Linked DNA regions of Homo sapiens: region 1 is linked to region 2. Evidence: read pairs that join two places in POLR2A ChIA-PET (ENCODE). Cell type or tissue: OCI-LY7. All regions are shown on one strand. Links, peaks and the distances in the headings refer to the core of each region. The heading gives the core; the rest is flanking DNA. Region 1 overlaps PTPRS (protein tyrosine phosphatase receptor type S). Region 2 has its middle 9.5 kb from the start of TNFSF9.

Region 1 (5,675 bases), core at 1,676-5,675, 1.2 Mb after region 2:
CAGCAGAGGCCGGGCTGGCAGCTCTGGAGGCTGAGGTAGCAGTCTGAGTTTTAATACGTGTTGATGGGAGCCATGGAGGGTTTTAGAGCAGAGGAGGAACGGGGCTCAGCTTGGAGTGGAGGCATCTCGTGGCTGCAGCTTACAGGATGAACTGACCATGGGCCAGCTGGGGAAGGGTGTGCCAGGTGGGGGACCTGCATGCGAAGAGGCTCAGAGACCTGAGGCAGTGTATTCTGAGAACTGCAGGACCTTTCGGGAAGAGGGGGTAGGGAAGACGATGGATGCAGTCACATCAAGAAGGGCCCAGAGCAGCGAGCACAGGAGCTGGGAGCCCCCGTGGGTGTGTGAGCAGAAGCAGGGGTACCCCCAGATCTTGGCGTCTCAAGTTGTTCCATGAAGCCAGCATGGGGGACACACTGACGGGCAATTTTGGCAGCCTGGGCGCCCAGAGGATGTGGACTCTGGGCTCGACTGAGAGCCGGGCTCTGGCCTCAAATCCTAACCCAGCCCAGCCCCCTCCTCCATGCAGGACCCTTGGTGAGCCTCGGTTTCCTAATCCGTTAAACAGCAGAAAACACAGAGAACATTTAATGGGGCTCAGCACCCCAGAGGCACCCAGTGGACTTTAATGATTTCCCTCTCCAGGGCTGGGCCTGGTTCCCTGTCTGCCCCACCCATCCACTCCTGGCCACCAGGACCCCTGGGGACAGTGCCCTGAGCCTTCACGTCGTCCCAATACAAATCAATAGTCAATTAAAGCCAGGTCCCCGGACTTCAGTTCCGGGAAGGGCCAGCCCCACCCAGCCCCTCCCTGAGCCCATTTCCTGATAGGGAGATAATGGCGCCCTGGGAGGGACAGTGGCTTGGCCAGAGCTGACTTGAGCCCACCAGTGGCCACAGAGCCTGTGCTTGCTGCCCAGGGGGGCCCTCGCTGCCTGTCCCTGCTTGAGTGGATGTGGGAGTGACCCAGGTGTCCAGGGAGGCTGGAGGCCAGGGTCCAGTCCTGGAAATGACGTTCCAGGCGGTGGCACGGGAGAGCTGTGGGTGGGGGGTGGATGTGAAGGTGGAGAGATTGTGCAGGGTCAGGGGTCTTTCCCCTGAGTCCCACTGCTGGCATAATCAGCCTCAGCTTCTCCTGCCCTGGGGCCATGGGATGGCCCCTGAGGGTTAGGACTAGGCCCCCAGACTCCCGCCCCAGGACAGGGCAGCATGGACTCTACAGCTGGAGCCTGGGCTGGGAGAGGCACCGGGAGCCTCCTCTGGCCCGAGGAGCCCCCGCCTCGTGCGGGTGACACAGCCTGTTTGCTGCCCGGCCTGGGTCATAATCACCCCTTTATGCTTCCTGGACCGCGTGGGCACACAAAGCCGGCTCCCAGATCGCGTGACCCATGCCCCGGCGCCTGGTTGGAATGAGTGCCCACTCGCCCCCCATTAGCACCGCGGGGGAGCCCCCAGAGGCGGCCAGCGGGCTCTACCAGTCCCAGAGAGAGTTGTCCAGAGATCTCGCAGTGGCCAGAGAAAGACACAGTCACAAGATTAAACGTGGGCTCTAGACCCAAGTCCCACCCCAGCTGGGGGCCTTGGCTGAGTCCCTGTTTTTCTGTGAGCCTCAGTTTCCTCATCTGTAAAAGTCAAGCGCCTGCCTCTGACCAGCTGCCGTGAGCTAGTGGTGGGCAGTGCAGCCCCTGAGAGCCAGGTGGGGCGGGCAGAGACCCTCCCTGAGCCCCACATGGGTTCAGCGTCCAGCGGTCACTCCCTCTCCTTCTCCCTAGCCCTGGCTCAGCCTCGCTGGCCACCATGGGCTGCCATGCTTTTCCTAACAGCCGTGTCATTTACTGGGAGCTTGCAGATTACTGCACCTGACTTAATTTCCCTTTCTTGGCAGTGGCAAGGCTGGTGGCCCAGGCTGCCTTTTGCAAGAGGACATGGTGGAGGGTTGGCCTGGCACCAACCTGGCCATTTCCCTCCCTGCCCAGGGCCACGTAGGGCTCCTGGCTGCTCTGTGGGTCTAGTCTATGTGCACCTCTCTGTCCTCATCTCTCCCCCTCTCCCTCCTAGGACCTCTCAGTGCTGCCCCCTTGCTCTTCCTCATGCTGTTTGTAGTGCAGAGACACCCTTGCCCCCAATTCCCATTCACCTTTTGGTCCTCAGCCAATATTAAATCCAGGAATGGCCCACGCAAAGGCCCGGGGGCAGGACTGGACTGCACTTGGGGTGTTGGAGAAATAGCAAGGAGGCCCATGCGGCTGGAGCAGAGGGAGGAGGGGGAGAAAGGGAGGAGGGGAGGGCACGGAGGGGACAGGGCAGGTCGTGCAGGACCTGGTGGGCCTCAGGAAGGACTTGGGCTTTGACCCCGAGGCAGGTGGGAGCCATGGAGGGCTGTGGGCAGAGGAAGGACGAGCCCTGACTCGGGTGCTTGCAGATGCTTTCTGGTTTCTGTGAGTGGAACAGATCAAGGGACAAGGGCGGGAGCTGGGAGACCACGATGGAGGTGACGACATCTGTCCAGGTCGGTGACAATGGGGCTGGAAGAAGTGGAGGCAGAAGAATGAGTAAGAAGTGGGCAGGTTGGGGACAGATTCTGAAGGCAGAGCTGATGGGACCTAGGGATCTTCTCTCCCAAATCCTCGCAGAGGACCTCACGCCTGGGGTTTTCGTGGAAGCAGGAGTCGGTGGGAGGATTGTGGGTGTGCAGGGTCCTATCCCCATCATGGGAGGTTCTCCTAGGGAGGATTGGCACCTAAGGGACCCCGGGATGTTTTGTCTTTGGTAGTGTCTGAACCCCACTCCCTGGGCCCCTCCCACCACCCTATTCCTGATACATCATCCAATGCCCCAAATGCTCCTGTTACTGTAGCCCCTCGTCCCTGCCCCTGACAGGCTGGAGTGGCGGATCTGGGGGGAGTCCATGGCCAGGCCCTGCCTGTCTGTGCCTGACTCAGCCCCATCCTGCGCAGACATCAGGGAGGTGTGGGCCCAACATGGCTTCTGCCGTGGGAGCCAGGGTGTAATTAGGGCTGCCTGGTTTAGAAGGTGGCTGATGCTGCCCTGAGGTCCTCGTGGGATGTGGGAGAGCCAGCTGTGGCTGGGGCCCTCCATATATGTGCCCCACCTGGGCTCTCTGTGCAAGTGACTCCTACCCATGCCCTCTGAGCTTCAGGTTTGCTATGCTGCCTCAGTTTCCCCAGAGGCTCTCTGCAGGCCTGCCCAGCTGCTCAAAGTGGTCTGGGACTGACCTCGCCCCCTCAGTGTGGCCAAGCAGATGTGCATTTCTGGGCAGGGCCAGCCGCTGTGGTCACCCTAGCCCCAGCTGGCCACAGGCTGTTTTCTCCATCTGGGGCCACCGCCTTCCTCGTTGGCAACTTTTGCTCTTAAAGGGCTAGGGCAGGGACTCAGAGTAAGGGACTGTGCTCTAGGCTTTATTTCCTTCATCTTCCCAGTCCCCAACTGGTTGTGTGCAAGGTGTACCTAGAGTCTGACTGTGTGTGTGCATGTCTGTGTAGCCTGCCTGTGTGCACATATGTGTGTAGGAAGGGAATCTGACTTTGCATATCTCTATTTGGCTGGCTGGCACATGCACCTGTGGTCTGCTGACTGACTGGCCTATCTATAGTCTGACAGTGTGCCGGCACCTGTGTCTGCGTGTGACTTTGACCGGCTTGTGCACCTGTAGGTATCTCTGATCTAATTGCATGTTTGCAGTTCCCTGTAACCCAACTGTGTATGTGTACTGCCTGCCCCACCATGACCCCTTATGTGTATCTTTTCTGGCTTGGTGTATGTCTGTGGTCTGATTTTGGGCCTGTCTGTGTTTGTGGTCTGACTATGTGCAAGTTTTATTTGCCTGATTGTGTGTGTGTGTGTGTGTGTGTGTGTGTGTGTGTGTGTGTGTGTGCCCGTCTCTGCTGCCTGACTGTGTGAATGCATTTGTTTCTGTGTCTCTTGCAGATATGCAACCGCTTGCAGTCTGACTGTGTGTCGGTGTGTATCGGTGGTTTGACTGTGTGCATCTGTGTATGTCTGTGGCGTGATTTAGCAGGCATCGTTCTCTGTGGCTGGTCTGACTGTATGCCTGTGGCCTAACTATGTACACTGAGGCCCCCCGAATCCCGTTCGTCACCCTAGGCTGTGACCCGGCCACTACCCGCCCATCCTTCCCCTGGGACCGCCCCAGGGCTGGGCGAGGTGACCGCAGCTGGGTATTTTGGGAGTCAGAATCACAGGGGCTGCCCCGTTATTATGCGCCACCAGTTCCTGTGGTCACGGCCTGGACCCGCCCAGGGCATGGGCTGGCATGGGTGCCAGCCTGACTAGGCAACAAAGATCTTATCCTTGGGCCTCTCCCTTCCCCTCCCTGGCCCTCTGACCTGGCTCTGGACAGAGTGGAGATTGGGGAGATGGGGAGGGGGCCATTCCAGGGTTCAAGGTATGTGACGAGGGACCCTTCTGCCCTGGAGGAGTTGAGGTTCTTGTGGGAGAAACGTGCTGAATGATTAACATCTTTTCATTTAGTTTGGGAACCAGGGTGAATACCACGGAGGATAACCTTAGTCATATCTGATGCTCCGGGATGTAGAATGTAGGGGGAATTGACCTTTGAGGGGCAGAGAAGGGTTTCCTGAGGAAGTGACAGCTAAGCTGAGACCTGTCATGTGGTGGGGACAGCATTCCAGGCAGAGGGCACAGCAGAAGCAAAGGCTTGGAGGTGGGACTGAGCTTGGCTGGCCTGGCTGTACCTCCAAGCGAGAGGAAACAGTGAAGTCAGCAAGAGTGGCTTCCCCTGGGGGCTCTGGGAGCCATGGGAGGTCTTAGAGCAGGGCAGGGACAGGCAGGTGTGTGGAAGAGATTTGTCTTATAACCTGGGGGATCAGGTTTTAGAGCCAGACAGCAGCATAGTCTGGAGTCCCCTCCTTCCTGAGAAGCAGCCTGTGAGTTGGAGAAAACTGGGGCTCAGCACCCCTCAGTCCTGGTGTGGGGCTTGGTCTGAGTCAGGGGCTCAGGTCCTCAGTCCTGGTGTGGGGCTTGGTCTGAGTCAGGGGCCCAGCCTGGGTTGGGGACTCATGCTGGGGTTGGGGTTTAGCTGGTGGTTGGAGGCTGTCTTAGTCCATTTGGGCTGCTGTAGCCAAATACCACAGACCAAGTGGCTTATAAATGACAGAAATTGGTACCTCACAGTTCTAGAGGCTGGGAAGTCCAAGATCAAGGCAACACAGATTTGGTGTCTGGTGAGGGCTATCTTCTGGTTCGTGGAAGGCATCTTCTCCCTGTGTCCTCACGTGGCAGAAAGGGCAAGGGAGCTTTCTGGGAGATCCTTTATGACACTAATCCCGTTCATGAGGTCTCTGCTCTCATGACCTAGTCACTTCCCAAACACTCCATCTCCTGTTACCATCATAGTGGGGACTAGGTTTCAACATATGATTTTTTGTGGGGGAGACACCTTAATTCTATAGCAAGGGCCCAGCACTTTCATTCCATCCCATCACCCCATGATCCTTCCCCATTGTCCCATGACCAGCCCCCGCAGGACCCTCCCCTGCTCCATGTGACCCTCCCTCTGCCTCCTCCATGAAGGTCTCCTGGATTTCCCCACTCGCCTCTCACAGCCCTCCATTGTCTCTGCAGACGTTGCCCCATCTGACGCTCGGCTCGAGGCCTCTCTGTGAGGGACCGGG
Region 2 (7,152 bases), core at 1,440-5,439:
TCTAGGCCGGGCGTGATGGCTCACGCGTGTAATCCCTACACATTGGGAGGCCGAGGCAGGAGGATCACTTAAGGCCAGGAGTTCGAGAGCAGCCTGGCCAACATGGTGAAACCCCGTCTCTACTAAAAATACAAAAATTAGATGGGTGTGGTGGTGCATGCCTGTAATCCCAGCTACTCGGGAGGCTGAGGCAGGAGAATCGCTTGAACCTGGGAGGCGGAGGTTGCAGTGAGCCGAGATCACACCACTGCTCGCCAGCCTGGGCAACAGAGCAAGGCTCTGTCTCAAAAAAAAAAAAAACTTAATTAATTTTAAAAAGATTTAAAGATCCTGATGCCACTGGGCATGGTGGCTCATGCCTGTAGTCCCAGCTACTTAGGAGGCTGAGTTGGAAGATCACTTGAAACCAGAAGGTTGCGGCTGCAGTGAGCTAGGATCGCACCACTGCACTCCAGGCTGGGTGACAGAGTGAGACCCTATCTCAAAAAAAAAAAAAAAAAAAATGAAAAGAGAAATAATTATAGCATAAAGGTTAAGAACACTCTAGAGCCAGGATCAGCAAACTCCAGCCAAAAGCTAAATATGGCCCACTGCCAGTTTTTGTACAGCCTTGTAGATGAAGATCCTTTCACTTAATTGTTTTTGTTTTTGAATGTCTGGAAAAATGTCAAAAGAAAAATAACATTTCCTGACATGTGCAAATGATATGACTTTCCCATTTACTGTCCATAAATAAAGTGTGCCTGGCACACAGCCACACTCATTCATTCCATATTGTCTTTTCTGGTTTTGTTTTTGTTTTTGTTTTTGTTTTGAGATGGAGTCTCGCCCTGTCGCCCAGGCTGGAGTGCCATGGCATGATCTCGGCTCACTGAAAACTCTGCCTCCCAGGTTCAAGCAATTCTCTGCCTTAGCCTCCTGAGTAGCTGGCATTACAGGCACCCGCATCCATGCCTAATTTTTATGTTTTTAGTAGAGACAGGGTTTACACCGTCTTGGCCAGGCCGGTTTTGATCTCCTGACCTCCTGATCCACCTCTTTGGCCTCCCAAAGTGCTGGGATTACAGGCCTGAGCCACCGCACCTGGCCTTCATTCATTCGAACTCCCAGGCTCAAGTGATCCTCCCTTCATTCCGTATTGTCTATGGTGGCTTTCCTGACACTATGGTGGAGTTGAAGAGTTGTGAAAAGGGACTGACTAGCTCACAAAGCCCAAAATATTTACTGTCTGGTCCTTTTCAGAAAAATGTTTGCTGCCTGTGGAGTCTTCAATTCCAGCTCTTCAGAGTTCTGGCTGTGTGGGATGGGCACAGTGGCTCATGCCTGTAATCCGAACACTTTGGGAATCCAAGGTAGGAGGATCGCTTGAACCCAGGAGTTCAAGACCAGCCTGGGCAGTATAGCAAGATCCCATCTCTACAAGAAAAAAAAAACAAGGCCGGGCCAACATACTGAAACCCCATCTCTACTAAAAACACAAAAATCAGCCAGGCATGGTGGCACACACCTGTAGTCCCAGCTACTTGGCGGACTAAGGCAGGAGAATCTCCTGAACCCGGGAGGCAGAGGTTGTGGTGAGCCAAGATCACGCCACTGCACTCCAGCCTGGGCAACAGAGCAAGACTCCATCTCAAAAAAAAAAAAAGAAAAGTAATTAGCCAGGTGTCATGGCACACACCTGTGGTCCCAGCTACTCAGAGAGGCTGAGGTGGGAGGATCGCTTGACCTGGGGAGGCAGAGGTTCCAGTGAGCTGTGGTCATACCACTGCACTCCAGCCTGGGCAAAAAAGAGCAAGACCTTGTCTTTAAAATAAAAACAAAAATAAAAAAAGAAAGACAGGCTGGGCATGGTGGCTCATGCCTGTAATCCCAGCACTTTGGGAGGCTGAGGCAGGTGGATCACCTGAGATCGGGAGTTCGAGACCAGCCTGATTAACATGGTGAAATCCCGTCTCTACTAAAAATACAAAAAATTAGTTGGGCATGGTGGCACATGCCTGTAATCCCAGTTACTTGGGGGGCTGAGGCAGGAGAATCGCTTGAATGCGGGAGGCAGAGGTTGCAGTGAGTGGGGATTGTGCCACTGCACTCCAGCCTGGACAACAGAGCAAGACTCTGTCTCAAAAAAAAAAAAGAAAAAAAAAAGAGAGAGAAAGAGTGGGAGTTTTTGCTGTGTGATCTTGGGCAAGCTGCTTCACTTCTCTGATTCAGCTCATTGTTCAGATGTGTTAAATGGGAATCATAGTGGATCTCAAAGAATAGTGGAAAGCTTGCTCTGAGCACCGTGCCGAGCACATAGTAAATGTTCAATAAAGGCAACCTGTCATTGTGATGGTCACTGACGTTTCTCTACAGCTCTGTGGTACAACATCATCCCTAAAACGTGGGCACAGAAATTAAAACTCCAGAAAGTGAGGTCTCTTGGCCAAGGTCTCACTGTGACTGGTCTGAACTCCTATCTGTGCTGGGGGGCTTGGCGGAGCTCTGAACATGCCCCCCAGGGAAGGGAAACAAGACCTCAACGCCTGGGGAAGACTCAGGCCGCAGTCAGGGAGCGCCGTGACGCACTGTGGTCGGGACATCTGAGCCAGGCGGCCCCGCCCACCGTGGAGCACTCAACGTCACCCTCTTAGCACCTCACGTTTGCTGGAGTCACACCTCTGTGCTCAGCTGTCTCCTCGAAGTAAGCGTGGGCCCTGGTTTTCCTCACCCACTGGGGAAGGGCCTCACTCTCCACCCTCACCATCACAGGCCTTGAGGGAGGGATTGCACAGGAAGTAGTTGGAAGGGACAGCACCCCAGGCTGTGCCAGGGGGGCCCTCCTTCTTCTGCCTCTGAGGTTGAGTGAACAGACTCCTCCCCCAGGAAGTCCACCTTGATTGTTTCCCAGCAACAATCTTCTCCTCTCAGGGTCCTTGTAGTGTGTCTCCCATCATGTAGCCAGTGACCTCTTCGAGGGTTAACTTTTACCTGGCCTGGGTCCTCTATCTACCCCAGGGCAGAGTGAAGCCTAACAGAGCATTAGTGGTGTGAGCGGAGCAATTTGCATGAGTCAGACAGCTACGGAGTGAGCTAGGGGCCAGATGGAACTGAAGAAAAGAGGAAAGGAAAGTGTGGAGTGAAGTGCATCTTATTGTTTTTTGAGACACGGTCTCGCTCTATTGGCCAGGCTGGAGTACAGTGGCATAATCATGACTCACTGCAGCCTTGAACTCCCAGGCTCAAGTGATCCTCCCACCTCAGTCTCCTGAGTAGCTGGGACTACAGGCACGTGCCACCACACTCAGCTATTTTATTATTCTTATTATTATTTCTTGTAGAGATGGGGTCTCACTATGTTGCCCAGGCTGGTCTGGAACTCCTGGGCTCAACCAATCCTCCTGCCCCAGCCTCCCATGTATTAATAGCTGGGACTACAGGTGCACACTACCATACCCTGCTATTTTTTTTTTTTTTTTTTTTTTTTTGAGATGGAGTCTCGCACTGTCGCCCGGGCTGGAGTGCAGTGGCGTGATCTCAACTCGCTGCAACCTCCGCCTCCCAGCTTCAAACGATTCTCCTGCCTCAGCCTCCCAAGCAGCTGGGATTACAGGCACCCACCACCACGCCCAGCTAATTTTTTGTATTTTTAGTAGAGACAGGGATCCACTATGTTAGCCAGGCTGGTCTCCTGACCTCGTGATCTTCCCGCCTCGGCCTCCCAAAGTGCTGGGATTACAGGCATGAGCCACAGCACCAGGCCTTTTTTTTTTTTTTTTTTTTTTTTTTTTTAAAGACGGGGTCTCGCTATATTCCCCAGGCTGGTCTCCAACTCCTGAACTCAAGTGATCCTCCTGCCTTGGCCTCCCAAAAATGCTGGGATTACAGGCATGAACACCCAGCCTGAGATTGATCTAGAGCCATAAAGGAGTGTTTACACATGTTGAGGAGAAAAGAGACACAGAGAGGGGAATTACATCATCCAAATGAGTCGAGTAGCTGGAAAAGCTACATCCAGGTCTCTGGAAAACACAGACTGGCACCCGAGTGTGTGCACCTGGGGTTTTGTGTAAGAGTTGCAAGGTACAGGCCAGGCATGGTGGCTCACGCCTGTAATCCCAGCACTTTGGGAGGCCTAGGCAGGCAGATCACCTGAGGTCAGGAGTTCGAGACTGGCCTGGCCAACATGGTGAAACCCCCGTCTCTACTAAAAATACAAAAAAATTAGCTGGGCGCAGTGGCGGGCGCCTGTCATCCCAGCTACTTGGGAGGCTGAGGCAGGTGAATCACTTGAACCCACGAGGCAGAGGTTGCAGTGAGCCGAGATTGTGCCACTGCACTCCAGCCTGGGCATCAGAGCAAAACTCCGTCTCAAAAAAAAAAAAAAAAAAAAAAGAGTTGCAAGGTACATTCTCGCTTAGACTGGTCTGGAACTCCTGAAGTTGAGGAAACGACCACAGCATTTCCTCAAGAGATCCTCCCGTCTCAGCCTCCCAGGGTGCTGGGATTAGAGGCAGGAACCACCACTCCCAGCTTGCAAGGTATGATTGTGCACAGCAAGTGAGCTTTGTGAAGTTGAGGCACACATCCTGCTACTCTGGGACTGAGTGTCTCTGATGTGATACTGTGTACTCAGGAGGATGCATGCGGGCATCGATGTGTTTCCAGTTGAGCAGCACCAGAGCATAGGATTTGACTCACTTGGCTTCAAATCCCAGCTCTGCCTCTGCTGGCTACATGACCTTGAAATCTCTCCATCTCTCTGTGCCTCAGTTTCCCCGTATATGAAATGAGACTAACACCAGTGACCACCTTGTGGGACTGTTGTCCAGAATCAGGGAGCCAGAATAGTGCCTGGCATACAGCAGGTGCTCAATAGGACCAGCCATCATTGCTGCCAGTGGGCTGAGAGTGTGGTGCCTCCACGTGACTGTGTACATGGGTTGATCTTGTTTGGGCAAAAAGGAAGGCATGGCCGGGGGCTCACACCTGTAATCCCAGCACTTTGGGAGGCTGAGGGGGGCGAATCACTTGAGCTCAGGAGTTCAAAACTAGCCTGGGCAATATAGTGAGACCCCGTCTCTACTAAAAATACAAAAATTAGCCAGGCGTGGTGGTCCACACCTGTAATGCCAGTTACTCGGGAGTCTGAGGCAGGAGAATCCCTTAAACCCGGAAGGTGGAAGTTGCAGTGAGCTGAGGTCACGCCATTGCACTCCAGCCTGGGTGACAGGGCAAGACTTGTCTAAAAAAAAAAAAGGCCAGGTGCAGTGGGTCATGCCAGCCTGGCTAACATGGTGAAACCTTGTCTCTACTAAAAATACAACAAAAATTAGCTGGGCATGGTGGTGGGCGCCTGTAATCCCAGCTACACGGAAGGCTGAGGCACGAGAATCGCTTGAACCCGGGAGGCAGAGGTTGCAGTGAGCTGAGATCATGCCACTGCACTCCAGCCTGGGTGACAGAGAGAGACTCAGTCTCAAAACAAAACAAAATAAACAAAAAAACAAAAATAAATAAATAAAAACAAGGGGCAGGCAGGAATATGTGGTGCAAAATTGTTGAAGATGAAAATAACTGCATTGGTCATCAGAAGGAAAACTGCCAGGTTATTACTCACAGAATCGGTTTAAAAATTAAAAACATGTCTGAGTCATCTCTTGACAGAGATCTCCAAGGGCTAAGAGAACAAGGCACTCAGACTTTGCCTCCTCTACTCTTTCAAAGATTAAGGTTTTTAGTGTGAAATGGGCCTTACCCATCAGGTTGAGTCTCTGTCCTGTTTGAACTTTAGGTTGAAAATTTGGCGTGATTATTCTATGTAATTGCTTTTTTGGGCAGATGGTTTACAAAACCTTTAAAGGGGGCTAGGCGGCCGGGTGCGGTGCTTCACACCTGTAATCCCAGCACTTTGGGAGGCGGGGGCGGGCAGATACGAAGTCAAGAGATCGAGACCATCCTGGCCAACATAATGAAACCCCGTCTCCACTAAAAATACAAAAATTAGCTGGGCGTGGTGTCGGGCCCCTGTAGTCCCAGCTACTCGGGAGGCTGCGGCAGGAGAATCGCTTAAACCGGGGAGGTGGAGGTTGCAGTGAGCCGAGATCACACCACTGCCCTCCAGCCTGACAACAGAGTGAGACTCCATCTCAAAAAAAAAAAAAAAAAAAAAGAGGCTGGGCATGGTGGCTCACGCCTGTAATCCCTGCACTTTGGGAGGTCCAGGCAGGTGGATCACGAGGTCAGGAGTTCGAAACCAGCCTGGCCAACATGGGGAAACCCCATCTCGACTAAAAATACAAAAATTAGTCAGGTGTGGTGGCGCATGCCTGTAATCCCAGCTACTCAGGAGGCTGAGGCAGGAGAATCACTTGAACCCAGGAGGCAGAGGCTGCAGTGAGCCGAGATCATCATGCCACTGCACTCCAGCCTAGGCAACAGAGTGAGATTCTGTCTCGGGGGAACAAAAAAAAACCTTTAAAAGAATAACCAAGTGAGGAAAAAAAGAAACGAAAGCAAGGTGCAGGCTGCTATGTGCAGAATGCACGCTTTGGGTTTCAGAGCAGAAATAGGTTTGTATAAAACATTTCAGAAAGATGTGCAAAAATTGAGGGTATTGGGGTGAGAAGATGTGGATGTTTCATGGTGTATGATTTTGCATGCTTGCATTTTCCATGGGTTCGTTTTGTTTGCTTTGTTTTATTCTTTTTGTTTTAACATTAAGCACAGAATCGTGGCCAGCTTTCACACACGCAGAAAGAAACCAGTGGCCAGAGCCACTTGGAGGAAGGAAACTTTTTGTACCTAGTGACATCAAAGGCAGGAAATGGTGTTTCCCTGTTGAGGGCAGTGGAAGGAGGAGTCAGGGTTGGGGAAGACCCAGGCAGACTTGGGGCAGACCCAGCGACCCCTTCCAAGAGCATGAAGAGGCAGCTCACGGTGCTGGGAAGTCAACCCGCTTTGGAAAGGGAATCCCAGCAGGGTAACTACCTGGAAAGGACTTTCCAACTCCCCTGGGGGAGGGACACAAGTAGACACACACAGACACCAGAACACAAAGGGCACACCCATTCTGGACATATACAATCACACAAAACAAGACAGACATACAGACACACCATGCAGACATACACACAATCACACACACACACACACACCTGGACACACAATCAT

The links. Peaks named below come from ENCODE experiments on the same cell type or tissue, not always from the same donor. Only the 100,000 strongest peaks of a DNase experiment are listed, where the experiment ranks them.
Region 1: POLR2A ChIA-PET joins it to region 2 with 6 read pairs; 1 of 35 experiments calls an interaction of 5 or more read pairs at or near these places.

Annotation. Positions count from the first base shown.
Region 1 is chr19:5,286,185-5,291,859 of GRCh38, reverse strand. PTPRS (protein tyrosine phosphatase receptor type S) reads left to right here. Exons shown (of 38, transcript NM_002850.4): 2 at 5,626-5,675. Among named protein-coding and RNA genes, the nearest start is that of PTPRS, 52 kb to the left of the region's middle. In OCI-LY7, for the core only: CTCF peaks have their summits at 1,880 and 2,084; DNase peaks (open chromatin) are centred at 2,069 and 3,629; H3K4me3 peaks cover 1,720 bases; H3K27ac peaks cover 2,793 bases.
Region 2 is chr19:6,517,954-6,525,105 of GRCh38, reverse strand. No RefSeq gene overlaps it. Among named protein-coding and RNA genes, the nearest start is that of TNFSF9, 9.5 kb to the left of the region's middle. RefSeq lists enhancers at 2,766-3,015, 6,863-6,992, 7,043-7,092. In OCI-LY7, for the core only: no CTCF peak of the experiment used is centred there; DNase peaks (open chromatin) are centred at 1,717, 2,635, 2,995 and 4,585; H3K4me3 peaks cover 1,200 bases; H3K27ac peaks cover 4,000 bases.